6 separate regions of the Homo sapiens genome follow, and regions 1, 3, 4, 5 and 6 are each linked to region 2. A link is a loop called in an ENCODE intact Hi-C map of the cell type or tissue named here. Cell type or tissue: CD4-positive, alpha-beta T cell. All regions are shown on one strand. Region 1 overlaps ATXN7L1 (ataxin 7 like 1). Region 2 overlaps CDHR3 (cadherin related family member 3). Region 3 overlaps ATXN7L1 (ataxin 7 like 1). Region 4 overlaps ATXN7L1 (ataxin 7 like 1). Region 5 has its middle 38 kb from the start of CDHR3. Region 6 overlaps ATXN7L1 (ataxin 7 like 1).

Region 1 (4,000 bases), 340 kb after region 2:
TCAATTCTGGGAAGAAACTCTCTCAACAAGAGGGGAAAAGGAAGCCAAGAACCCAGAAGTCCAGTCATGTTCTCCCTGAATAATTCTCCCACGGGGGACTCACTGTCTCTGGCTTTGGTTATGTTTTCAAGTGGCTGAAGGGATGGTCCCCACAGGAGACCATCTTACATAGGCAGTCATTATAATGCCCTCTCTAATCTCTCTAATGCCTAGTAGGCTCTGCCTAGCTTGTGTGTGATGAGAGGAAGTATGTGATCATGACGTGAGGGAGTGCTGTCTCCCCACAGTCCAAAATTCTCCAGGAAAATCATACTTCTGAGTCTTGGAATACTTTTGTGTCTTAAAGGTTTAATTTTTTTTTTTTTTTTTTTACTAAAAGGCATGTACCCCTTATCTAAGGTTGATTTAATATTCATCAGGTAATAACCAGGTTTTGCAAAGAAATGTTGGATGCCACACAGGAGAGGTCCTAGCAGAAGATAAAGATGCGCAAAGCGTACTTTGCCACTGTTTTTTTTTTAATTGAGGTGAAATTTGCATCACAGAAAATTAACCATTTTAAAATGTACAATTCAGTGGTATTGAGTACCTTCACAATGTTGTGCAACCATCACCCCTAAAGAAGACCCTGTGCCCATTAAGCAGTCACTCCCCCCGCCTTCTTTTCCCAGCCTGCCCCTGACAACCACAAGTCGGCTTTCTGTCTCTATGGTTTTACCTATTCTGGACATTTCATATAACGTGTGGCCTTTGTGAACCATTGTTTTGGTAGGCATTCTCCCCCCTCCAAATCTACTGTCCTTGGCCAAGATCAGGGACCAAACTTTCTAAATATCCAGAATGAATGAAATCTCCCTGCTTAAATCAATAGTTCCAACAACCCACAAAAGTATTTTCCAATCATTATAATGACCTCTCTACTCTCTCTAAGGCATAGTGCTAGGTAATGAAGTGGACTCTGCCTATCAAGATGGTCAGACCCTGAGCGAAGAGGGAGTGGGAAGGCCTGAGGTGTCTTCAGGCTGCCTGGGGACCGGGGACCCAGGCCAGACAGACAGCAGCTCCAGGGCTGCGGAAAGGCCCAGCCCTGCACACACAGCGCTGGCTCTGATACTCCTCTGAGGAGCCTGCTGCCTCTGACCACACCTTGTGTGTGTGGTTCAGGAATACCCAAGTTCATCTGCCAAATTCAGGATACAACCCTGACTGTTCCGGGCTTTTCTTTCTGCCTTTCCCTAATCTCGTCTGGGCGTGCTCTCTTAAAGGGGAAGTGGTGCGTTCTGACTGGCCAGGGCCCTCATCCAGGAGCCAGGAAACATCTACTACCACGAGTCGCGTTGCCCAGCGTGTGTCAGCCTCCTTATCCAAACGGCAAGGCAGCCTCCCCGGGATGTGTAAGTGTGAGCGCAGGGCACGAGGGCCACACAGGACGGCGTGGGGCTGGGCGCAGGTCACGGAACAGAGATCCTGGCAGGCAGATCATGCTGGCAGCCCACGAGGCATTTAGCAAAATGAGTGTTAGCATAGACAGTGCTCTCCGGCTGTGGGCTGGAGCTGGAGCCGAGACAGGGCTGAGGCGGGGAGCGGGGAGAGTAGCTGCCTCAGAAAGAGGTCAGGAGTAGGAGGCTGGGTTGGGGACCAGTCTATTTTGGACAGCCCTTCTGGAGGCACCAGCCTCCGGCCTGAGAAGGAGTGGAGTGGAAAATTTTCTAGCACACCTTTCAGAGCACCGGGAAGCCAGCTGCAATGAACCTTCCCGGCGTGTCAACCCCAACGCCCCATGTTTATGTCCGTGTATTATCTACTCAGTGCACTTATCTACTCAGTCATTGTGTTTCTTTGTTGTTTTTATATGTACTTTGTGTTAAGACATGTTCAGGGTCCTTTCTATTCAAACTGTACAAATTGTTTGAAACTAGCACCCTGGTTTTTTCCTTCTTTCCTGTCCACGATGGTCCTTGTCCAGTGCATGCACACTGCAGGCCCTGAATCAACGCAGGCGACTGGCCCACAGGTGGACTGACGGGCTCACTAGGATGCTGGGCAGCGTGTCTGGCTGGTTTCTAGCTAGGGCTCTGTTTCCTGTGTGCCCAGAGAAATAAAGGGGAAAAAGCACACCCACTCACACACACAGTCAGTTCCTAACTAAATGCCACAAGCGAGTGACTGGTGGCAGGAAAATAGACCCTTTGCTGTGTTTTAGGCCCCTTTCTGTCCTGGGTTTTTGTTTGTGTGGTAGTGATGGTTGATCTTAAATCATGTAAAAAGTTTGTTTTCACCAAAATAACTCAGACCTTTTGCTTCTAAAGAAGGGAGAGAAAAGGGGGCCAGAAAGGAAAAAAAAAAAAAAAAAGTATGTGTCTGTACGCATATGTTGACAGGGCATAACCACACCCTACTTCAAGACAACTTCCTGTTTGCCGCTGCCAACTGCCACTCCAAGGAGAACAGAAATGGTTCCGTTATTAGTGGCTGCTGTGGGACCACGACAGTCTGTGGGGTGAGTGGCTCTGAGCGACACCATGAGCTTAGCAGTGAGTGGAGACTTTTCACCTTCTCTTATAAGAGACCATGGCCCTGTGCTGTTGAAAGTAGACACTGGTACAGATAGAAATAAAGCAGTGGTGGCCTCTCTTATCAGCCTGTGGTCCTTAAACAGTGTGCTCCCATAGGATTCTTGTAAGTGGACTAATTTAATTCAGGGGCAGGGATAAGGCTGAGAACTGCCTACTGAGGAAAGCTACTACCTGTGTGTGTGTTTTTAATGGACATTATCATGTATCAGGGGAACTTAATGTTAAGCGTCTCCCATGAGTTGGCACTGTGGTAGCCACCTTCTACATGTTATCAATCCTCCCAACACCCATTTATTCCACAGTGAATAGAGTGAGTGCTCTTGAGGGCAAAACCCTGTGCTAAACGCTGGAGATAAAAGAGTAAACAGGACACCTGCCCTCTGGGTGTGTCCAGGCACAGGACACTTAGACCAGTAAACCAGTAATTACAGCGTGTGATGTGCGCTAAGATGAGGGACTCAGTGTACTCGAGCACCTGTCCTGTTGTAACTCCATGATGTGGGTATTATTGTCCCCATTTTACAGGTAAGGAGACTGGGGCTCAGGGGGTTAAGTTATTTCCCCAAGTCCCAGAGCTAATGAGTGACAGAGCTGGGATTTGAGCCCAGATCTTTCTGATTCCAAAGACAGCATGTTTGGTCGGCATTTCCAGTGACTCCCGAAGCTCATGGAGCATGAAAATCACCTCAGGACCTTTTAAAAAATCACAGATTTGGGGGCCCTGGCCCTGCTGTCCAAAAGTAAAGAAGTGGCTGCTGCACTGTGTGTTCTCTGATGTGGAAGTGCAGCCTGGCACCTGCTCTGCCTCCTGCAGCCAGGATCCTCCCTCCACGGGGCCTGGCAAGCCATGAGGCCTTAGCTCAAGGCACCAGGGCAAAGGTCACTGATGCTGCCTCAAGACAGCGTTGGGAAGATTCGGTCCAGCTGTTCAGGTATTTTTATGTATTTATTTTAAAATTTCAGCTTTTAGATTCAAGGGGTACATGTGCAGGTTTGTTTTGGGGGGTTTTTTGTTTTGTTTTGTTTTTTTGAGACAGAGTCTCACTCTGTCTCTCAGGCTGGAGTGCAGTGTCGCAATCTCGGTTCATTGCTACCTCCATCTCCAAGGTTCAAGCGATTCTCCTGCCTCGGCCTCCCGAGTAGCTGGGATTACAGACACATGCCACCACACCTGGCTAATTTTTGTATTTTTAGTAGAGACGGAGTTTTCCCATGTGGGCCAGGCTGGTCTTGAACTCCTGACCTCAAGTGGTCCACCCACCTCGGCCTCCCAAAGTGCCGGGATTACAGGTGTGAGCCACTATGCCCAGCCATTCTATCAGGTATTTTAAATATGGGGAATCCCAGCTCATGGATCTTCTCCCCAAGATCCTGGGGTCTGTGGCTCCCCCGTGCCCAGGTCCAGCTGTCTGCCATACCTGTCC
Region 2 (4,000 bases):
CATATTCTATCGCTATTTACAACAGGGCTTTGCTGAAGATTTTATCCAGGGCAAGGTCATCAGAAGGTTGATGCCCCAGTCTTATTAAGAGCCTCAAGGACAGAGTAGGTTGCCAGGGAAAGCCAAAAGGATGGTTTCCTGGCCTAGCAGGTGACAAAGAAAGTGCACCAGGACCGAGGGGAGCTGGGATTCCTTCCCCCGTATCTCCTTTTCCTGCCTTCACTCCAGGCAACCTGCCTTGTAGAGAAATCCTGATTCTCCATTTTTCCTTCTCCTGATGTCACCAGAAACAGTGTCCTAAAGGAGGTGGGGAAGAGGGCCCAGCCCACTGGCAACTTACAGAGGTTCCTTGTTCTTCCCAGTCTTGCAGGGGCAGTGTCTGTGGATGGCTTTGGCCAATAGGACGACCAGGTACACGAGGAGACCCAGAAGCAATATGGAGCCCAAAGTGATGACAAACGGCACGTACCATGCAGATGGAGAGTAAACGTTTTTCCTCAGGACCTGATAGGTGACCCTGGGCTTGAACAACAGAGAGCAGGGAGGGTGAGTAGAGGGTGGTAGTGATTTTGACATTCAGCACTCTCTCGTGTTGAGTGTTTATTCCACTCTTTGTTATTGTTATTGCTCTATAAGTTGGACATCTGTGTGCTCACAGTTCTTGCTGCTTCAACCCATCACCTTATTTATAGTCTTTGCAGACATCCATTAGATCAAAACCCAGAAATTTTAGGGAACTGAAAAACAACTCTAGGCCTTATTTTATTCTCTGTCTTCCCCTTCCCCAAAGCTAAAAAAAACTCCATTGGCTTTTTTTCTGCCATATCTGGGCATAACCCAGGGACGAATATAGCCATTGTCTCTCACCGAGACAGCATAAGCCACGAAAGTTGTTTTTTTAAATGCCTTGTAGGCTTTTCAGTGTTTTCTCAACTACAAGCTGCCACTGCCAGAGCAGTGGGCTGATATCACAGCAAAGCCTCAAGTTCAGCATCTGCTTCCTAGAGCTGGAGACAGATAACAAACAAGTTACGGAGGTTTCAGGATTGGAGATGTCACAATCAGGTCATGCTCTGAGCCCAAGAAAGGTGGGAACTCCTCACTCAGGAGAGCCTACCAGCTCCTCCCACAAGGAAAGTCCTAGGGTTGCCATATGCCTCCATTCACTGGGGTCATATTGACTCGAGCATGGGAGAGAGAAGCATGAACCAGCTCCTGGCAAGACTCTGAGAAGAAGCTGGCCACCTCCATAGTGGGTTCTCTAAGGTTCTGATTATCTTCCTTCTGGCATGCTGCAGGTATCAGGCTGCTGACCAGGGGTGCAGCTTCTACTAGGAGGAGGAGGAGGAGGAGGAAGAGGAGGAGGAAGAAAGGGGACAGATGAGTCAGCATAGATGCAAGCCAGTTCCTCCAAGGGGCAGGGAAGATAATCCTGTTGTCAGATTCAAGGCTCTCCCTTCCTTCTCCAGGCCAATTCTGTGATAGCACCTGGTCATTTTCTTCCTACCCTTTCCCACAGTCTGTATTTACTTTGTCAATTTGAATACTTGTTTGTAATCTATCTCCCCCTCTAGATCAGTGGCTCTCAGACTTTAATGCACATTAGAATTCCCTGAAAGGCTGATTGAAAACACAGCTCACTGGACCCCACCTCCAGAGCTTCGGATTCATTAGGTTAGGGGATAGAGTTGGGGATTCCAGGTTCCAGCATCCTTCCCTGGAGGTCATGGTGATGATCATGGTTGGGTAACCTATAACTTTAATAATCTAGGCTGGGCCTGAGAATTTGCATTTCCAACCAGTTTCCAGGTGGTGCTGATTCTGATGGTCTAGGGACCGCACTTAGAGAATCACTCGCCTATACAATAAGCTTTCTGAGAGCAGGGATCATTTTTGGCTTGTTTGCTAAAGTGACTGGCACACTATAGGCATTAAATCGATATTTGTAGATTGGATGAATTTTTTTGGAGCGGAGGTGGGGTGTAGGGTACAGATTGGTACCTGGTGATTCTTCAAAAGATGTGGGAAAGAGCACCCAGCAGTAAGCAAGCAACCTAATTTCATGGATATTGACTTGCAAAGACTCTTCTGAACAAGCAGAGAGGGGTTGTGAAGGTAGCAACTGGCAGCATGCCCATGGAAATCAGCTCCTGTGCCACAAGCCACACAGATGGTTGAGGTCTGATCTCTCACAAGTCTCTGCACAAACAACACACTCTTCTCTACCAGAACAGGAAATGTTAGTGGTTGAGTTAGCGGTTATGAGTCTGAGGTCTCACCAGATTTTTGCCACCCTGCAGCTACTCCAGTCCAGCCCATGGTTGCCATTTTTGGCAACATCCTAATACCTCAACTCTTCAGTCCACCCCACATACCTCCAGGCCGGGGAAAGAAGTCCATCAACATAACTCACAAGGGAATGTGCCTGGGGATTCCAGGTCCTAAAGCCCTTACCCTGGGGGTCGTGGTGATGATAGTGGTTGGGTGGGGAATGACTTTAATACTCAGTGTCACTGTTCCTGTCTCAACAAGAGCCTCCGCTTTCTTCCTGTCAGACATCAAGTTGTCATCAGTTACGTAGACAAGTAGCTTGTAGTCCCAGATCTTATCAAACCCACCAGCATAGTCAAAGCGAGATGTAAGCAGCAGGCGTGTGACATTGGAACCAGCATTGGGAGAGAAGGTGAAATGATTGTTGACGTTACCTAAATGAGATTTGATGCAGGGGTGTTGGTAAAAGGAAGAAAAGAGAGTAAGAAATAAAGGTTTAGAAGAAAACTGCATTCAATCTTTTTCTCAAATGTCCACACCTCAAGTGTAGACTGTGTCTCTGATACACCAGAGCTGGATTAGTTATATGCTACAGGCTTTAACTGCACCAGAGATGGCATTAGTACAAAGAAACTCTTGCTCACAACCAGTGTGGCTGCAAACAAGGCTGAGTAGAAAAGGACAATAGTACAACACCCTTAGCCTAGGTGCCATCTTGCTGAGTATTAAGCAGAGACTTTGTAACCCTGGTGCAGCCCCTTCTGATTTCTCATCCGGCAATTATTTGGTAACAACACGTGTAATTCACACTCAAACAAATGAGTGGGTTTCAAGAGGGTAGAATAGGTCACATCCCTAGCCATAGGCCAAGTTCACTGCATGCTTTTCACAGGACCCAGTGGGTCACACTGGTTATGGCTGTCCCTGGAGTCCTCCAAAGGAAGGTGCCTCCTGGCTTTGCGGGAATTGCAGTCCCAGGTCCTCCTGAACCCACCCCATCACACCCCCAAACACACACACAGCTCTGCTGGGGCTCATGGCTCAGCTCAGGGAGCCTGGGGCAGAGAGGCTGCCAGCCCAAGCACATGCCCGCTCATTCCTCCACTGGCTCCAGACTCATTACCGACTGAACACCAGTAAATGGAGCAGGAGATGATGCAATTTTTGCTCCCTTAACAGCAAAATGCTCCATAAAGGCCTTAGGGCTCTCAGTATGGATTGTTTCCATCTTCGGCAACTGCAGTCTCGAGGCAGTTTCTGCCCCTGGGTTTTGTGACACAGCCAGCTCGAGAGGCTTCCTACTGTTCAAGTTCCTGCTCGGCCAAGGGCACAGCAGGCAGCAGGGATGGATTTTTACTCTCTCACGTGGAATTGTTCTGCTTGTTTGGGTTTAAATCTCTGGCCCCAGCACTTCATTAGATGAGCTATTTTGGTCTAATTTCCATTGAGGGGTGCTCTTTTTTCCCTACGATGGTATATTTTTAAAGACAGAAGATGAATGGAGCAGAAGAGAATTCCTGAGGACACGTTTCAAAACGCACTTAATCTATTTAATCTATTATTATCCAGAGAGAGGACTGGGATTCCCTGCCCCCACTACCAGCTTTCAGGAAAAGAGGTGGTCGAAAAGTTGGACTGCATTTTTTCTAACAACACTAATATGCTTTATGACTCATACTGTAGTCAGGAATTGGGGGGTTCACCCTTTTCTTGGGCCTTTGGGCAGTCA
Region 3 (4,000 bases), 330 kb after region 2:
AAAAAAAGGCTCACTTCTCCCTCAGGACCTGAAACTTCTCTCTTGCTGCATCCCTTCCACCCTCCTCCTTTCCCCACCCCAGACTTCTTGCTCCCGACTTCTTCCTCCCCTGCTCCTTCCTTGGTCTTGGATGTGCTAAGTTGCCTTTGCTCTTCTCCTGTGATGTATCAGGCAACTGCTGCATTTCACTCCAGGGTGGCTCCATTTCAGATCCCAGTGAAACAATTTCTATATATAGTTGGTAATAAAATGTGGGTTACTTTGAGGGGAAAGAGAAAGCCACTATGTGGGTTCCTGTTCACCACCATGGCGCTGGTGGCCCCGTAACCAGAAGAGCAACCTTTGCTCTCCAAAACAAAGGTGAAGCTGGCCCACAGTCACAGTGGCTTTTCCAAACAGCCTGTTTCTACTTACTCATTACTTTCCCCAAAACCTGTGGAGTGGGAAGGGGGTGACATTTTATTCTTCAAATTAGATGGATGGATGGATGGATGGATGGATGGATGGATGGATGGATGGATGGGGCATTAGATTTAAGTCCACCCAGCAATTTAAAATTTCTCACTCGGTCAGACACAGTAGCTCAAGCCTGTAACCCCAGCACTTTGGAGGCCCAAGCGGGAGGACTGCCTGAGGCCAGGAGTTCAGGACTAGCTTGGGCAACATAGTGAGATTCTGTCTCTACAAAAACTTTAAAAATTAGCCAGGCATGGTGGCAGACACCTATAGTCCCAGCTACTTGGGAGGCTGAGGCAGAAGGATTCCTTGAGCCCAGGAGTTCAAGGCTGCAGTGAGCTATGATGGCACCACTGCACTCCAGCCTGGGCAAGAGAGAAACCTTGTCTCTATTTAAAACAAAAACAAAAAAAATTTCTCACTCTTACGTCCACACCCAGGTTCTCTTGGAATTGTTTTCTGAACTCCTCAGGTAACTAAAATTTTATTTGGTTAATTCTCTTGGTCCTACAGTGAGATACTGCTTGATGCACTCTGGGAAAAATGGAAAAGCCTGTTAAAATAAGCAATTTAAGAAGTGTTTCTGCTGGGCATGACGGCTCATGCTTGTAATCCCAGTGCTTTGGAAGGCCAAAGCAGGAGGATCGCTTGAGGCCAGGAGTTTGAGACCAGCCTGGTGGCAAGACTCCGTGTCTACAAAAGATTTAAAAATTAGCCAAGGGCAGTGGTGCGGCTCCTTAGGAGGCTGAATCGGGAGGATCGCTTGAGCCCAGGAATTCAAGGATGCAGTGAGCTCTGATGGCACCACTGCACTTCAGCCTGGGTGGCAGAGCAAAAGGTCTCTAAAAAAGAAAGAGCTGGGTGCGGTGGCTCATACCTGTAATCCCAGCACTCTGGGAGGCTGAGACGGGTTGATCGCTTGAGGTCAGGAGTTCGAGACCAGCCTGGCCAACATGGCAAAACTCCATCTCTACCAAAAATACAAAAACTAGCCAGGCGTAGTGGTGCATGCCTGTAATCCCAGCTACTTAGGAGGCTGTGGCAGGAGAATTGCTTGAACCCAGGAGGCAGAGGTTGCAGTGAGCCAAGATAGCGCCATTGCACTCCAGCCTGGGTGACAGAGCCAGACTCCATCTCAAAAAAAGAAGGAAGGAAGGGAGGGAGGGAGGGAGGGAGGAAGGAAGGAAGGAAGGAAGGAAGGAAGGAAGGAAGGAAGGAAGGAAGGAAGGAAAGAAAGAAATTCATCCAGCATGTCCCTTTCTTCTCCTATGGGATTTACCAACTGACAAATTCTAGTGCTCCTGCCATCACCCCCACATGTGCAGCAAAGCCTCCACATTTGCAAAATCTAAGTCAATCTCTAAAAGATGCTTCGAGGAAGCACCCAGTTCCTTCTGCTAATAACCGCAGTGTGTCATGTGACACCTCCCCCTCCCCCAACCAGTTCTCTCTGAAAACTACCCACCCACCCCACCAATAAAGTAGCATGACGTCTGTCCTTCAGCTGCCAATATCTACATTTCCTTCAAGGTGGTAATCTTTTGCTTTTGTAATTTAAGTTCTTTTTTATTCGTAATTGTTACCCAATTGCTTTGGGGCTTGCATAAACAGTTAACAAAAACACCCGCACGAGGCAGCCGGTTCGCTTTCTGTGCTTGTTGTTCTTGGCACTGGGTCAGTTCTATGAACTTCTGGTGTCCAACTGGTAGGACCTGAAACTCCGTGTTTAACAAGTGCGTGTAGTCAAAACAGTTGGCGTGTGCAAGCGCGGATAGCTGGTATTGACTGCAGCTGGTCAGCCGTCGGGCTGTGCACCGTGCAGAATACCGTATCACGTTGCTCTGTTTGGGGCTGGGCTTTTGTTGTTGTTTAGTCGTTGCGATTTTTTTCCCTCCTTTTTCTTTCTCTCTCTCTCTCTTTTTTTTTTTCTTTTTTTTTTTTTTACTGACATCCGTGCTAATGTGGATCGCTTCAGGTTCCAAAAGTACAACATGTTTACAGTCGTCGTAGCATCAGATTAAGTTGGCAGCCTGAGTCTCTCTGTAAGTGGTTTTAGTTTACATTTCTTCTTCTAGCAGGATGTTTTGCATAATTTTGCTGATCCTAGGTTATTTATAGACTTTTTTTTGAAGAAACGGGGATGCATAAGAGTTTCTGTTCCAACTGTGGAAAGTGAAATTTGTTTCTCCACTTAGAGAAACGGCGGTGTATGTGCAGCAGAGGGTTATTTTAGCTCTTGATGATTAATTTCTTAGGGGTCACTTAATAACGTTCCCGAGAGTCCTAGGACGTGTTGTTTTCCTTTAGTCGTTCACAAACGGAGTAAAATGAAAGTAATGATGCCATTTCCTCTGGGGCGCTCCTCGAGGGTGGATGCAGTGATTGGGTATTGTTTCAAACGTCTGAAATGAGTTTACAGCGGTTGTTTTGTCAAACTCCTGGGAGCAGTGGCATTTGGTGACCCAAAACATGCCCAAGGGCTGGTCTGCAGGACTCAGAGTCACGGGGGAGGGGGACGGAGGAAGAACAGACACAGGGAAGTTACTGGACCTTAGTTTGTCCCCACCTAAATGACAGTGATATGCAGACATTTATAACATTTTTAAAAGGATGATTGACTGCAAGATGGCATATGGGCTCATGCTTTATCTGTGTGATTTTCTGGCCTGGTGGTAGCATCTTTGGGGGCCCGTGTGCATGTTTGAGTAAGAACTAAAGCTTAGCGAAAACACTAAGCCGGAATTAGCACTCTATAAAAGGGTTTCCCGTAATATTTACTAGAACAGTTGGCTAAAAATTGCCGTGCTTGTCCCACTGAATGGCTGTGTAATTAAATCAGCCCTTGATATCGTACCTTGAGCACCTCCCATCTCTGAGTCTGCCGCTCTTGGAATTTGCATGAGTAAGTAGCGCGTTCATCAGCATAATGAATGTGGAGTCCCAGTCTAATGGTCCGGGAGAACCTTGTAAATGAGACACTTCATTGTGCCTCGGGTTAAATATTTTAAACTAAACAAATCGCAAAAGAAGGAGAAGACGACAAACATCATTTAGGCCTCACGGAAGGCCTTCTGAGGAGCGGGTCTGCTTAGATCCAAGACCTTGAGTCCCACACAGATGGGTCCAACCCCACCCCCAGCATCACATGAATGAGAACGGACAGTGAAAACGGAAATTTCCAAGGTGGTAAATGTGACCATTAGGATGAGGCTTGACATAGTTCTAACTGCTGAGTGCTGCCAAGAGAGGCTTTCTTTTCTCCTCCATGTTTCTCTCATTCATATGAATGCTTTTTTTTGCTGGGCGCGGTGGCTCATGCCTGTAATCCCAGCACTTTGGGAGGCTGAGGCGGGCGGATCACCTGAGGTCGGGAGTTCGAGACCAGCCTGACCAACATGGAGAAACCCCGTCTCTACGAAAAATACAAAAATTAGCTGGGCATGGTGGCACATGCCTGTAATCCCAGCTACTCGGGAGGCTGAGGCAGGAGAATTGTTTGAACCCAGGAGGCGGAGGTTGCTGTGAGCCGAGAGCGCGCCATTGC
Region 4 (4,000 bases), 170 kb after region 2:
TCAGTCCCATCTCTGCGTATAGTTGATCGTCGAGGAACTCGATGGTGCAGGGGGAAAGGCGTAGCTTTGCAGTCAGACCTTAGCTAACTTCTTGGCCCTGCTGCTTGCTTGCTGTGTGACTTTAGGCTAGCTACCTTGCCTCTCTGTTCCTCTGCTTGCTCATTTGGACAACAGGACCAGACCTAGGAAGATTAGGGATAAGTCACCAGCTGCCATCCTATAGATGGTCAGAAAAATGGTAGCTGGTATTATTGCCTGGAGGAGAGGGCAGGTCTGAGAAATCCAGTGGTTTCCCTGGGTTAGTTTCAGGGTTGTAAATCATTGTGGGATACACATAAAAAACGAGCCAGAATTTGAGAGCAAGGGGAGGGAGGTGTTGTGGGAAGTTGAGTTTGGAAGTGTCTAGGTGAAGAGGTAAGTTATAAGGAAGCGGGGCAGCAGGAAGGAATAAGAACTGAAGTGACATATCCTGGGGGCAGAGATGGCTTTCTGCCCCTTTTGATATTGACTTTCATTATCTCTGAGATCTGTCTGTATCTTGTCCTCCAGCTCAGCCTACACACCAGGGCCCCCACTGAGGGCATTTGCAGAGTCTGGGGAGATGGGAAACCGGGAGCTCCTGAGAGGGACTCTCTTGCAGGCAAGTGAGGATCACTTTCCAAACAGGCAGGCCATATGGAGCATGGGTACCCCTTCTGTGCAGAAGGAGACACCACAGTGTCTTGCAGCAGAAGCCCATGCTCGCTCTGTGCTCGTTCTTCAGGAGGCACAGGGATCAGTGCTAGGCCTCTTAAGTCAGAGAGATCTGGGTTCAGCACAGAGGAAAGTCCTATAACCTCTCACAGCCTTATTTTTCCCATCTGCTTAATGGGATATCACAGGTAGCTCATAGGGTTGTTGGCAAAGTTGAAGGAAGTGAACACACAGCATTTAGCTCAATGCATGGCCCATGGGAAATGCGCAGTGAACATTTCCTTTGGTTGCCATTGAGTAGCCCCTGGAACAGAGGACTAGGGGGTGTCCTTCAGGATGAGCTTCCTCATGGTCCTCTCCTGTGGGAACAGTGTGCTGGTGAAGGCTGTATTCCCGATGCCATGGGGCATGACAGGCATGAGGAAATGACATCTGGAAATGGTCCTTAAACCAGGGCCCTAGGCAGGGAGCCAGGAGTGTGCAAACGTGGTGGCACATCTTTCAGAATGTCAGTTCAACTCTAATTCTACAGGAAAGTATTTTTTTATCATTATATTTCATCAACTCTAAGATGCCATTTATCAGAAAATACATTGTTATTTTATGTAACACTGAGAAAAAGCACTGCCAATTAAACTACAGCCACTGTGGATTCTAAGACATCCTGATTTTAAAGATGTTACAATGGAAGTGGGGGTGAGTGCAGCTTAGAATTAATAAAATACAGTAGGGCAAAAATAGAGTATCAAGGAAAATTTGCATTAATTTTTAAGATAAAGCATGAAATTTGAAGAGTCACAGAAAGCTCTTGTGGTAGCCTCAGAAGGTGCAGGTATGTGTGAACTTGCCAGCCCATCAGGGCAACTCTGTTTAAAGAGCTGAGAGCAGCTGGGGCTTAATCTGCCTCTAAGTTCAGATGGGAAGCAGGAGGGAAGGAAGTGGCCCAGACTTCAGAGCACCCATTGTCATTCAGGGGCCTGAACATCCTCAGGGAGCCCCAGTGACCTCAGGGCCCCTGGTGAATCATTTGTGTTCACTTCACTTAGAAGGAAAATCAACATACAGCACTTTCAGGAGGAGAAGAGGTGTCATGAAACCAAGCAAACAATGGCTACACCTCCAAGAGGGTGGGAAACCACAGGACGGCACCACCCTGTAAGAGAGGCAGCTTCCTGTGACTTGTTGTCTTTCAGTACAGCCTGCATGACCCATGAGCAGCACATCTTCTAGCGGGGGCCCAGCCCTGGTGTTTTGGTGTTTGGGTGGAGATTCAGGGAGAAAACCAGGCTTGACCCTCTTGCCCTTAAGAATTCCTGCGCATCTCAGGTCTGTCAGAAGGGATCTGGTTACACTAACTTCTTGCCAGAGCCCTCCCCACCTGCATATCACTACGTAGGGACGGACTCTGGGCAGTTGTGGTGTTGTCAAGGAGTGACGCCCTGGTGTGGTGACCAGCCTTCTGCCACCTCCTTGGCAGGGAAGTGAAATCACACCTCCAAGCCCTGTTGAGATTGTCCATCTCCTCTCAGGCCAGTGGTGATGGCCTGTCCCCTCTGATGGACTAATAATAGGGTGGTGATAATGGTGCAATAATGGTCAAATTCAGTGGAGCAGTTTTATTTTCAGACTGCTGTGTCGTGGGGTTAGGAGTGGAGGATAAGCCTTAGGTCATGGGACTTGCAGGTGGAGGAATGGAGGTGAGGAGACCAAGTGATCCACTGGGGTGATAGCTAGTGGCAGACCTGAGTCTAGAGCCATGCAGTGCAGGGAGAGGGCCCAGAGAGGAGCAGAAAGCAGTGACCCAGCCCTGAGAACACACTCTGGGCTGGCAGGCTGAGGGAACTGGAGGCTAGAAGAATAGTCACTGGGCCGAGGAGCAGCATGCTCTAGGCTGGGTGCACGGAGCTGCAATCATGGAGGGCCTGGACCTCCATGAGTAGATTTATTTAATGATGCTTTTTCTTCATGCAAAAGTGATATGTGATCACTGTAGAAGATGCACATCAACAAAAGAAGAAAAAAGCTAGCCTATACCCCTGTCATCTGGAATTAACCAGTGCTGACCTTTTGTTTGTTTCCTGTAACTTACAAAAATGGGATAATTTTGTATTATGTTGATTATGGTGAGTACCTTTCCTAGTTATTAAGTATTCCATTGTAAATGTATTTCATAATTTATTTAACTAATTCCCTGTCATTGGATATATTGGTTGTTTTCAGGTTCTCATTATTAAAAATAATATTGCAATCAAATGAATATCCTTGTAGCTAAATTTTTGCACACATTCATGATTATTTCTAAAGCATAAATTCTTAGAAGTGGAATGCTGAGTCTAAGAGTGTGCTGTTTTTGAGGCTTTTGATACTCATTGCTAAATTGCCCTCTAGAAATATTGTTCCAATTAATACTCCCATCAGGAGTGTATGAGAGTGGCTGTTTTCCCAACTCTGGCCAATATCTCACCAAAGATTGTCAGATATTTGATGATTTAATAAGTTCAAATGTTATCTTATTTTAGTTTTCATTCTTATGATTACTAATAAGGTTGAACATTTCGTTAGCTTTGTGTATGTTCTTATATGAGTTGCTTTTTCATGGTTTTTGCTTAATTTTCCATTGGCCTATTAATCTTTTTTCCCATTGTTTTCTAAGAGCCCTCTATAGATTAAGGCTAACTTACCCATGTCTGTCATATTTGGATCACATGAGTTTTAGGAAATCTTAATGCTCAAACATTTTCTATCCAATCTTGCCTATAGGACCAAAGTAGCTAGGAAAATAGAAATTTCCAGATAATTCTCAAACCACATGGCAGGTGTTACTGAATGCTGGCAGGGGCCATTTCGTATGAATAGTTATGCTGACAAGACAGTACTAATAATAAAAACTACCATTTACTGAACAACTATTATATGCCAGGCACTTTTCATATATATTAGCCTTTCAGTCTTATCACCCTGCAAAGAGCCGAGTAAACTGGGGCAGAGAAAAATTAAGAAGCTCTTTTAAGATCACACAGCTAATAAGTGGCAGAGCCAGGATTTGAACCTGGATCTGTTCATCTCTACCACCCATGTACTTTCTACTGTCCTGAGCTCTTGTTCTTGGGGTAAACAATAGTTTTACAGTTTAGGTCTTCCTTAGCACCATCCACATCTGGACCTGTTGGTTGGCTCTAGAAGAGTCAACCCTGCCCTGATTTTACCTGCCCTTGCTGCTGTACATTATTTCTCAGCTGGACCTGTTCTCTAGGCTTCCAGCCTGCATGCTTTCTCCTTGTTGCTAGAGGTCCTGTCTGACTGTTTT
Region 5 (4,000 bases), 98 kb after region 2:
AAAATTGTGTTTCAGGTAAGAAGATGAACAAAGGAAGGTGATGGCCTGGGGTAGATGGTGGAACAGATGATGACACTGCCCAGCTGCAATTTTACTCTAGCCTTGCCATCTGGAAGCAAAATCTCCAATATTAGTGGAGCAGAACACAGATGGTTAAGAGAGAACAGAAGCTAAAGATGGATGGACAGAGATTTAGGGAGCCCCGAGCAGCCCAAATGAGTTCAGGTCTCCAGGCCCCATGAATTACAGCCCAGGGAACAGGAAGACCTTTCAGAGGTAATTGAGGAATCACACCGTAATCTCTGAAAATCACTGAGCAAGGGAACAGTGCCAGAAAACTCAAGGTAAGAAAATGTTCCAGGTTTTTAAAATGGGGCTGTCAGAAACTGTCAGGCCACAGCAGTGTCCAGCATCTGCCCCAGGAATGTGGCCCTTGAAGCCTGGGCAGCCCCAGGCAGCTGTCCAGGAAGTTCAAACCCTCTCCAGCTGCAAATAAACAGCATTGACTACAAATCCCGTTGACATGCCTCTCCTCTCTGGGATAACGCTTGTGAACACATGCCCCACCCAGCCCTGCTTCACAACACTTGTAGCTTCTTTTACAATAGTCGTAATTCTGTCACTAATGATTATACTTATTGAGCACATACTATATGCTTGGCTAGTTATCTCTCAAATTCTAAAACTCTTGAGTCCTCAAGAATACACATTCAGCCCAGATCTCCAAAGGCCCCAGTTTGAAAATCACTGGATTAAAAGTTAAGAGTTGGTAAGCGGATTTTAAAAACTGCGATACATCCGGACAATAGAGTATCATTCAGTACTAGAAAGAAATGAGTTGCCAAGCCATGAAAAGACATGAAAAGACATGAAAGAAGCTTAAATGTGTACTACTAAGTGAAAGAAGCCAATCTGAAAGGCTACGTACTGTCTTTATTATCCCAACTGTATGACATTCTGGAAAAGGCAAAACGATGGAGACAGGAAAAAGATCAGTGGTTGCCAGGGATTGGGAGGGGGAAAGGATGAATAGACAGAGCACAGATAATTTTTGCAGCAGCACAACTACAGATACACCTTGTTTTATTGCACTTCACTTTATTTCCCTTTGCAGATATTGCATTTTTTCTTTAATGAAGGTTTGTGGCAACCTTGTGTTGAGCAAGACCTATCAGTGCAATTTTTCCAACAGCATGTGCTCACTTCATGTCTCTGGCTCACATTTTTGTAATTCTTGCAATATTTCAATATTATATCTGCTATGGTGATCTGTGATCAGTGGTCTTTGATGTTACTATTGTAATTGTTTGGGGGTGACACAAACTGCACCCATATAAAGTGTCAAACCTAATAAATAAATATATGTGTGTGCTTCCTGCTCCAGAAACCAGCCATTTTCCCATCTCTTTCCTCTCCTCAGGCCTCCCCATGCCCTGAGACACAAAAATATTGAAATTAGGCCAATTAATAACCCTATAATGGCCTCTAACTGTTCAAGTGGAAGGAAGAATCACACATCTCTCACTTTCAATCAAAAGCTAGAAATGACTAAGCTTAGTTGAGGAAGGCATGCCCAAAGCTGAAACAGGCCAAAAGCAGGGCCTCTTGCTCCTGTTAACCAAGTTGTAAATGCAAAAGAAAAGTTCTTAAAGGAAATTAAAATTGCTACTCCAGTAACCACACAAATCATAAGAAAGTGAAACAGCCTTGTTGTTGACATGAAGAAAGTTTTAGTGGTCTAAATAGATCAAACAAGCCACGACATTCTCTTAAGCCCAAAGCCTAATTCAGAGCAAGTCTCTTCAGTACAATGAAGACTGAGAGAGGTGAGGAAGCTGCAGAAGAGAAGTTTAAAGCCACCAGAGGGTGGTTCATGAGGTTTAAGGAAAGAAGTCATCTAGTTAACATAAAAGACATCTTTGTGCACATAAAAGTGCAAGATCCAGAATATCTAGCTAAGATCATTGATGAAGGTGGTTACATTAAACAACAGATTTTCAACTTAGACAAAACAGCTTTCTATTGGGAGAAGATGCCATCTAGATGCCACCTAGAACTTGTATAGCTAGAAAGGAGAAGTCAATACCTGGCTTCAGACTTCAAAGAACAGACTGACTCTCTTGTTATAGGCTAAGGCAACTGGTGACTTTAAGTTGACGCCAATGTTCATTCACTATTTAAAAAATCCTAGGGATCTTCAGAATTAGGCTAAATCTGCTTTGTGCTCTATAAATGGAATAACAAAGCCTAGATGACAGCACACCTTTTTACAGCATGGTTTTACTGAATATTTTAAGTCCACTGTTGAGACCTACTCAGAAAAAAAGATTCCTTTCAAAATATTACTGTTCATTGACAATGCACTGGTTACGTAAGAGCTCTGATGGAGATGTGTAAGGAGATTAATGATGTTTTCATACTTGCTAACACAACATTCATTCTGCAGCCCATGGATCAATATATAATTTCAACTTTCAAGTTTTACTATTTAAGAAATATAATACATTTCATAAAGCTACAGCTGTCATAGACAGTGATTCCTCTAATGGATCTAGACAAGGTAAATTGAACACCTTCTGGAGATGATAACAATAGTTATGAGCTAAAAAAATCACCAAAAAATCTCATAATGTTTTAAGAAAGTTTACAAATTTGTGCTGGGCCACATTCAAAGCCATCCTGGGCCACATGGAGCCTGTGGGCCATGGGTTGGACAAGCTTGATCTAGGCTCTTCTTAGCTTGGTTTTGTTTGTGTGCTTCTCCATTCATTCCAGCTGTGTTGCTGCCAGAACCCCTGACCTACCCTCAGCCCAGTCCTCAGTCTTAATTCCTATCCCTGCTCACCCAGTTCTTGCCAACCTTATTCTAGCTAGTTATCCTCCTAACCAGCATTATGGGTACCTCCAGCTTTGATTCCACCCCTACCTGTGTACCCAGCTACACTCAGCCAGGCCTTACTCAGCCCAGCCCAGAAGAATAAGTCAGGGCCCTGTCCTAGTATAATTCCGAGTCACAACAGTTTGAGCCATGAAACAGAAAAACCCATGACTCCTTCTGCTGCTGCTGGAGGAAACCATGTCTTCTCAGGGAAAATTTGTCAGCTACCCAGTGGGAGTGAGAATCGCCAGGCAGAGCTCCAGGGATCTTCGTGGCAGTCGTTACATCTTCTGTCTATGAAAGTGAAGCAATGCCTTCCAGAAATCAGGTGGATGCTATGGCATAGTAAAAATAAGAGGCCATTAACTGAGCTCCATGTCCCCAAGTCCCAGTGACAGTCTACTTAGGGGCCTCGGAGAACCTGGGAAGGGTCGAGGCATTCTCATTTGAGTCAAGGCTAACACCATGAATGCCAAGGCCATTAATGATTCTATATTTGAGAGCATGTTCAGTCCTCAGAAGCTGTGATCCTGATTTCCTTCTCCCCGATGAGCATTTCCACCAGCCTCACAATTATACCTCTGAGCTGGTGCAGGGCTACTGATCCCATGGTACGCACCCATCACCCCCACCCCCCTGATGCCCCGCATCAAAGAGTTCATCCAGACCAAGTTTTTAGCCATAGTTTATTATCCATTCATCTCCTTCAGTCCCCTCTGAAAAAATAAAACCACGGAGGTGAAGCTGTAAAATGGCTAGAAGGCTTTCAATGATACAGTCATGCATGACTGCTGCTCATTCTTAGCATGTTCTCTACTGGATTCACCTGCAAAGGCCCTACAATTGCCCAGATACATAACAGGCAGAAGAAGAGAATAACACTCTGGGCTCAGCCTAGTCACGAAGCAAGGTTTCTATGTTTGGCAAATAACAGTTTTATTACAATTTGGCTTCATACATAATTATCCACAGTTAAGAATGCACCAATTTGTGATCATGAATATTTCATCCTTGTGACAGTTGTATTTTCAAAATAAATTATTTAGTCATCCTCCACTGTATAAAAGGTGTATTCATTTCCCATTGCTACTGTTACAATTCCCACAAACTTAGCATGTTCAA
Region 6 (4,000 bases), 260 kb after region 2:
TTGGAGCCTACCATCCTATAGGGGTTGTGCAGGCCCCTTCTCTCTTTCAAGCTAAAGAGTGACTTTGCTTACAAAAGCAAAGCCACCTATGAGTCCCAAGGCTCAGATTTGGTTCCAGAGAAGAGAAAGACAGGGCTGGAGGCTTAGACCCAAGGCTGTGCTGGAGAAAGAGCAGTACACAGCACTGTGCATCTCCTTCTAGGTTGTCCGCCCTGCCAGGTGCCCAGTAGGAAAAGAACAGGGATTGAAGGCAGAAGGGTGTCAAGGAGTAAAGAGAAGCTTCTGGGCTGTGATTCTCAGGAAAGTCATTGGGAGGGAGTGTTAAGCAGGTGGTGGAAGAACCCCACTATTTTTTATTAAAATCCCACTTAGGATGATAGCTCAGTCCTGCCAGTAATGGCAGCAGTCAGCCCTTCATGGCTACAGCTCCTGGGTTGCACAGAGTCCCTCCCATGGGGTGGATGTTTGTTTTGGCCACCCTGGCTCCATAAATGGATTCCATGTAGCAGTCTTCTTTTGAGAATGCAGAGCCCTTGGGGTCATATTGTACTGTGTCTGTTCTTATCTCCCCTATCATCCCCAGGGAATAAGCTAATCAAACTTACTGATGATTTTACACTGAGAAGGAGATAGCTAATAACTTGGATGACAAGTATTAGAATACAATGTGATGTGGATAAATTGGGTCCATGTATTAAGAGCTATAAAATGAGATTCTATCAAGGCATGAATAATGGTGCCCATGAAAAGGATTAATCAAATACCCCATTAAAAAGGTATAGGAATTCAGGTCTTGCACTCCTGCCCCCACCCCACCGCCATTCCATTCCCCCTGAAACTGCTTTCTACTAGGAGAAATATGGAAAAGAGTTTAGAGGAAGTAATGGAAAAATTGGGACATACATTTTGATAGAACAAGATCATGAAGACGCATTTAAGCAACCAGTGTTTAATTTAGGGGGAAACATGGCAATTGGCATGAGTAATCATTTACAAATATAATTTCCAAAGGAGCCATGTTGATACCATTCAGCAAATGCCAACAAAGCATTTACTTTCCAAAGGGAGAAAGCAAGACAACAGGAGAAATGAAGGCATCTCCAGGAGTGGACCAGAGAGCAGCCAAGCCATAGAGAAGCATCAGGTGTGAGAATGGAAAACGCAGAAGAGACGTACAACTTCTGAAAGATCTCAGAGGACTGGCATTGTCTGGAGACGGCTTCCTGGAAGAGGAGACTCCAGCAGAGCCCTGAAGTGTGGACAAGCTTCCATTCACTGCAAATTCGTGAGCACACTCTGGTGTCAGGATCTAGTAAGGAAATGGGCTTGAGCAGAGCAGGGGGTACCTGTGGGGTTCTTCTCTTCATTTTCACCACCACAAAGCTGGTCTAAGCTGCCATCAATTCCCACCTGGACAACTGCAAAAGCCTTCCAGCTGTTCCTGCTTCCACTCTTGCTCCTCTACAATTCATTCTGCACGCAGAAGTCAGAATCAAAATCAAAGTTCATCATGTCATTCTCTTGACTTGTGGCTTCCCTTTGCTCTTAAGCTAAAAGTAAAAATCATTATCATGGCTACAAAGTCTTGTGTGGTCTGGGCCACATCCTGTGCCAGGCTCCCTTTCATTGTCTATATTCCAGTCAAGCTGGCCTTCAAAATTTCAGCACATTGGGTCTTTCTGCCACAGGCCCTTGCACATACATGCTTTTCCCTCTGTACATGTGATTTTCTTTCATCCCCGCTTTCCAAAGCTAACTCTGACTCATCCTTCAGACTGCATCTTAATGATTACTTCCTTCTGGAAGACTCCCCTAATTTTCACAACTAGATGAGCTCTCCCTTATATGTTGAAAACAAGTATTTCTTGTGTGAACAGAAATGTTTAATGTCTGCCTTCCCAACTCAGCCACAAGCTCTGTGAGGATGGGGACTCAGTCTTTGCATCCCTCAGAGCCTAACATAGTCTCAGTTAATACGTGATAGCTGGAGCGTGACATTTCATTAGGAACAGTGAGGCTAGTTGAGAAATTATACCTCACCAGTATATAGGAGAGTACCATTAGGAATTCTTAATGGGATGAAAACCTGAATTCATGTCTAGACCCTGCCACCTGCTGGCTGTGCTGTTTTAAATAAATTGCAGATCCTCTCAGAGCCTGTTTCCTCATATATAAAATAATGGGGATCCTAACAGCCCCCTCATATGGTTGTAGCAGGAATTTAATTAAATAATATATGGAAAAGCATTTTTTTAACTGTAAAACCATACATAAATATCCTTTGTCACTTTTCCCAGTGCATGACACACTGGGTCATTAAACATCTATTGGATGGGTGGATGGTTGGATAGATGGACAGACAGATTAACAGTTAGGGGGCCAGTATGAGTGACAAGAGGAGAACTTGGCATATGGAAAGCATGATGGAAGCCAGAAAAAGGAGAGACTTCCCAGAAGTAGGAGGAGGCTTGTTGATTCATCCACAGTGTCACATGCAGTAGAGCAGGCAGGAGAATGAGGGGGGAAAATCATTTAACCTGGGTGGAAGGAAATCACTGGTGACCTCCAGCTGATTCCTCCTCAGCCTTTTCATGTTATCTGGGCTTTCAATGACATGCCTTAATTGTAACTTAATCACTTTACTGATTTCTATCTTTGGGGGGGGCGGAAATCAAATTGATTTGCACATATGGCAAAATTGGTAAGATTACTCCAGCTGCTGCCAGCAGGTGCTGACAAGTAAAGAACTGAATGTCAGAGAATAAGAAAATACACTAAACATTTATTTTAATAAGGCCTAGAAACCTTAGTTATTTAATAAATTGCCATGGATAATTGGTTTCAGTTTCTAGAGTTGTTTCATCTTTAACTCCCTGTGTTCCAGAAGGAATCGTGCTGGATGTGTAGACAGGGCCTTGTGGTTTGAGACCTATCTGAGCTATCACACATTTCTCTGAGCATTTTCCTGTCTCTCTGATCACACCCCACTTCCTGCCACCACTCCCAGCATCCACCTGGGATAGGTCACTCTGACATACACACACACACACACACACACACACACACACACACACACACTCACTATCCAAGCTGCCAGTCTTCTTATTGGCTCCTCCTCCAGCGAGGAGGTTTAAGCCTCACCTCCCTGCTGGGCCCTGATCAAGCTGGTCTGTTTGTGTATGAATCTTGGGAGTGAGTGGCCCAAGCTGGATCTGAGCCCAGCATTTATCATCTCAGCGCTGCCTCCCACAGAAGAAGGAAGACATAATGAATAAATGAAACCCCATGACTGTATCAACATTCATCAACCCATTACTCCAAACGTGGCTGATAAAATTGGGTACCTGGATTAAAAAAAAAAAAAAAGTAAGAATAAACTAAAAAAAAGGCCACTAAATAATATTTTTATATAATTTAGTATATTTATTATATATTTAACATTTTCTGTGTAGTAGTTGGTGATGTGTTACATGGGTTTATGGGGAAAGGAGGCAACATGCAAGAAAACTTTAAAATGGTTCAAAGAAAGGATTTGAAGCCTTACCACCCCCGGCCACCCCACGGACCCCCTTCCGCAGGGATGGCTCAAGATGTAAAGACAGAATCGTGCCTGTCTCCATTCTCTTCCCCGTACCTCCCAAATCAAGGGCCTTTTTTACTGTCCTGTGTTCAGATGTTGAGTGTCATCAGCAGAGTGGTTTCCTATGAACTGATACACTTCGTTTGCTAAGAAGGAAGGCTAAGGCCCTGGTCTATCTACAGATGGCACAGTCCTGAGAAGAACCAGCACATTCTACCCTGGGCAGTGTAGGGAGGTACAGAGTAAAGACTTCACACCTGCATTCTGCGGTAGACCCTCATGGAAAAACTGGGTGGTGGCCAGGGAGGCCTAGGCACAGGCAGGGGAGGGCCCCCTTTCAGAGTGGCATGGCAGGGGGCCACAGAGCCAGAACCTGTCACCACTGATCTGTCCTCCACTGGCTACCAAAGGAGCAAACCC

The links. Peaks named below come from ENCODE experiments on the same cell type or tissue, not always from the same donor. Only the 100,000 strongest peaks of a DNase experiment are listed, where the experiment ranks them.
Region 1: a loop joins it to region 2, with 2.7 times the contacts of the local background. A loop is called at or near these places in 6 of 110 quality-filtered maps.
Region 3: it touches region 2 in a loop (5-fold over the local background); 5 of 110 quality-filtered maps call a loop at or near these places.
Region 4: a loop joins it to region 2, with 11 times the contacts of the local background. A loop is called at or near these places in 3 of 110 quality-filtered maps.
Region 5: it touches region 2 in a loop (7-fold over the local background); 16 of 110 quality-filtered maps call a loop at or near these places.
Region 6: it touches region 2 in a loop (6-fold over the local background); 25 of 110 quality-filtered maps call a loop at or near these places.

What each region holds. Positions count from the first base shown.
Region 1 is chr7:105,676,446-105,680,445 of GRCh38, reverse strand. The region is part of intron 3 of ATXN7L1 (ataxin 7 like 1); the gene reads left to right. Among named protein-coding and RNA genes, the nearest start is that of EFCAB10, 97 kb to the right of the region's middle. RefSeq lists enhancers at 1,302-1,441, 575-1,514. In CD4-positive, alpha-beta T cell, no CTCF peak of the experiment used is centred here; DNase peaks (open chromatin) are centred at 1,355 and 2,435; H3K4me3 peaks cover 2,117 bases; H3K27ac peaks cover 2,899 bases.
Region 2 is chr7:106,020,903-106,024,902 of GRCh38, reverse strand. It overlaps CDHR3 (cadherin related family member 3), which reads right to left. Exons shown (of 19, transcript NM_152750.5): 14 at 2,455-2,705; 15 at 341-522. Among named protein-coding and RNA genes, the nearest start is that of CDHR3, 60 kb to the right of the region's middle. In CD4-positive, alpha-beta T cell, no CTCF peak of the experiment used is centred here; DNase peaks (open chromatin) are centred at 2,242 and 2,592; H3K4me3 peaks cover 1,122 bases; H3K27ac peaks cover 1,840 bases.
Region 3 is chr7:105,690,058-105,694,057 of GRCh38, reverse strand. All of the region lies in intron 3 of ATXN7L1 (ataxin 7 like 1), which reads left to right. Among named protein-coding and RNA genes, the nearest start is that of EFCAB10, 110 kb to the right of the region's middle. RefSeq lists enhancers at 2,105-2,780, 2,781-3,456, 3,457-4,000. In CD4-positive, alpha-beta T cell, no CTCF peak of the experiment used is centred here; DNase peaks (open chromatin) are centred at 1,887 and 2,827; H3K4me3 peaks cover 1,944 bases; H3K27ac peaks cover 1,454 bases.
Region 4 is chr7:105,847,390-105,851,389 of GRCh38, reverse strand. All of the region lies in intron 2 of ATXN7L1 (ataxin 7 like 1), which reads left to right. Among named protein-coding and RNA genes, the nearest start is that of ATXN7L1, 27 kb to the left of the region's middle. In CD4-positive, alpha-beta T cell, no CTCF peak of the experiment used is centred here; a DNase peak (open chromatin) is centred at 1,739; H3K4me3 peaks cover 898 bases; H3K27ac peaks cover 2,558 bases.
Region 5 is chr7:105,922,836-105,926,835 of GRCh38, reverse strand. No RefSeq gene overlaps it. Among named protein-coding and RNA genes, the nearest start is that of CDHR3, 38 kb to the left of the region's middle. In CD4-positive, alpha-beta T cell, no CTCF peak of the experiment used is centred here; a DNase peak (open chromatin) is centred at 1,825.
Region 6 is chr7:105,758,528-105,762,527 of GRCh38, reverse strand. The region is part of intron 3 of ATXN7L1 (ataxin 7 like 1); the gene reads left to right. Among named protein-coding and RNA genes, the nearest start is that of ATXN7L1, 120 kb to the left of the region's middle. In CD4-positive, alpha-beta T cell, a CTCF peak has its summit at 2,117 (motif pointing left); DNase peaks (open chromatin) are centred at 1,597 and 2,117.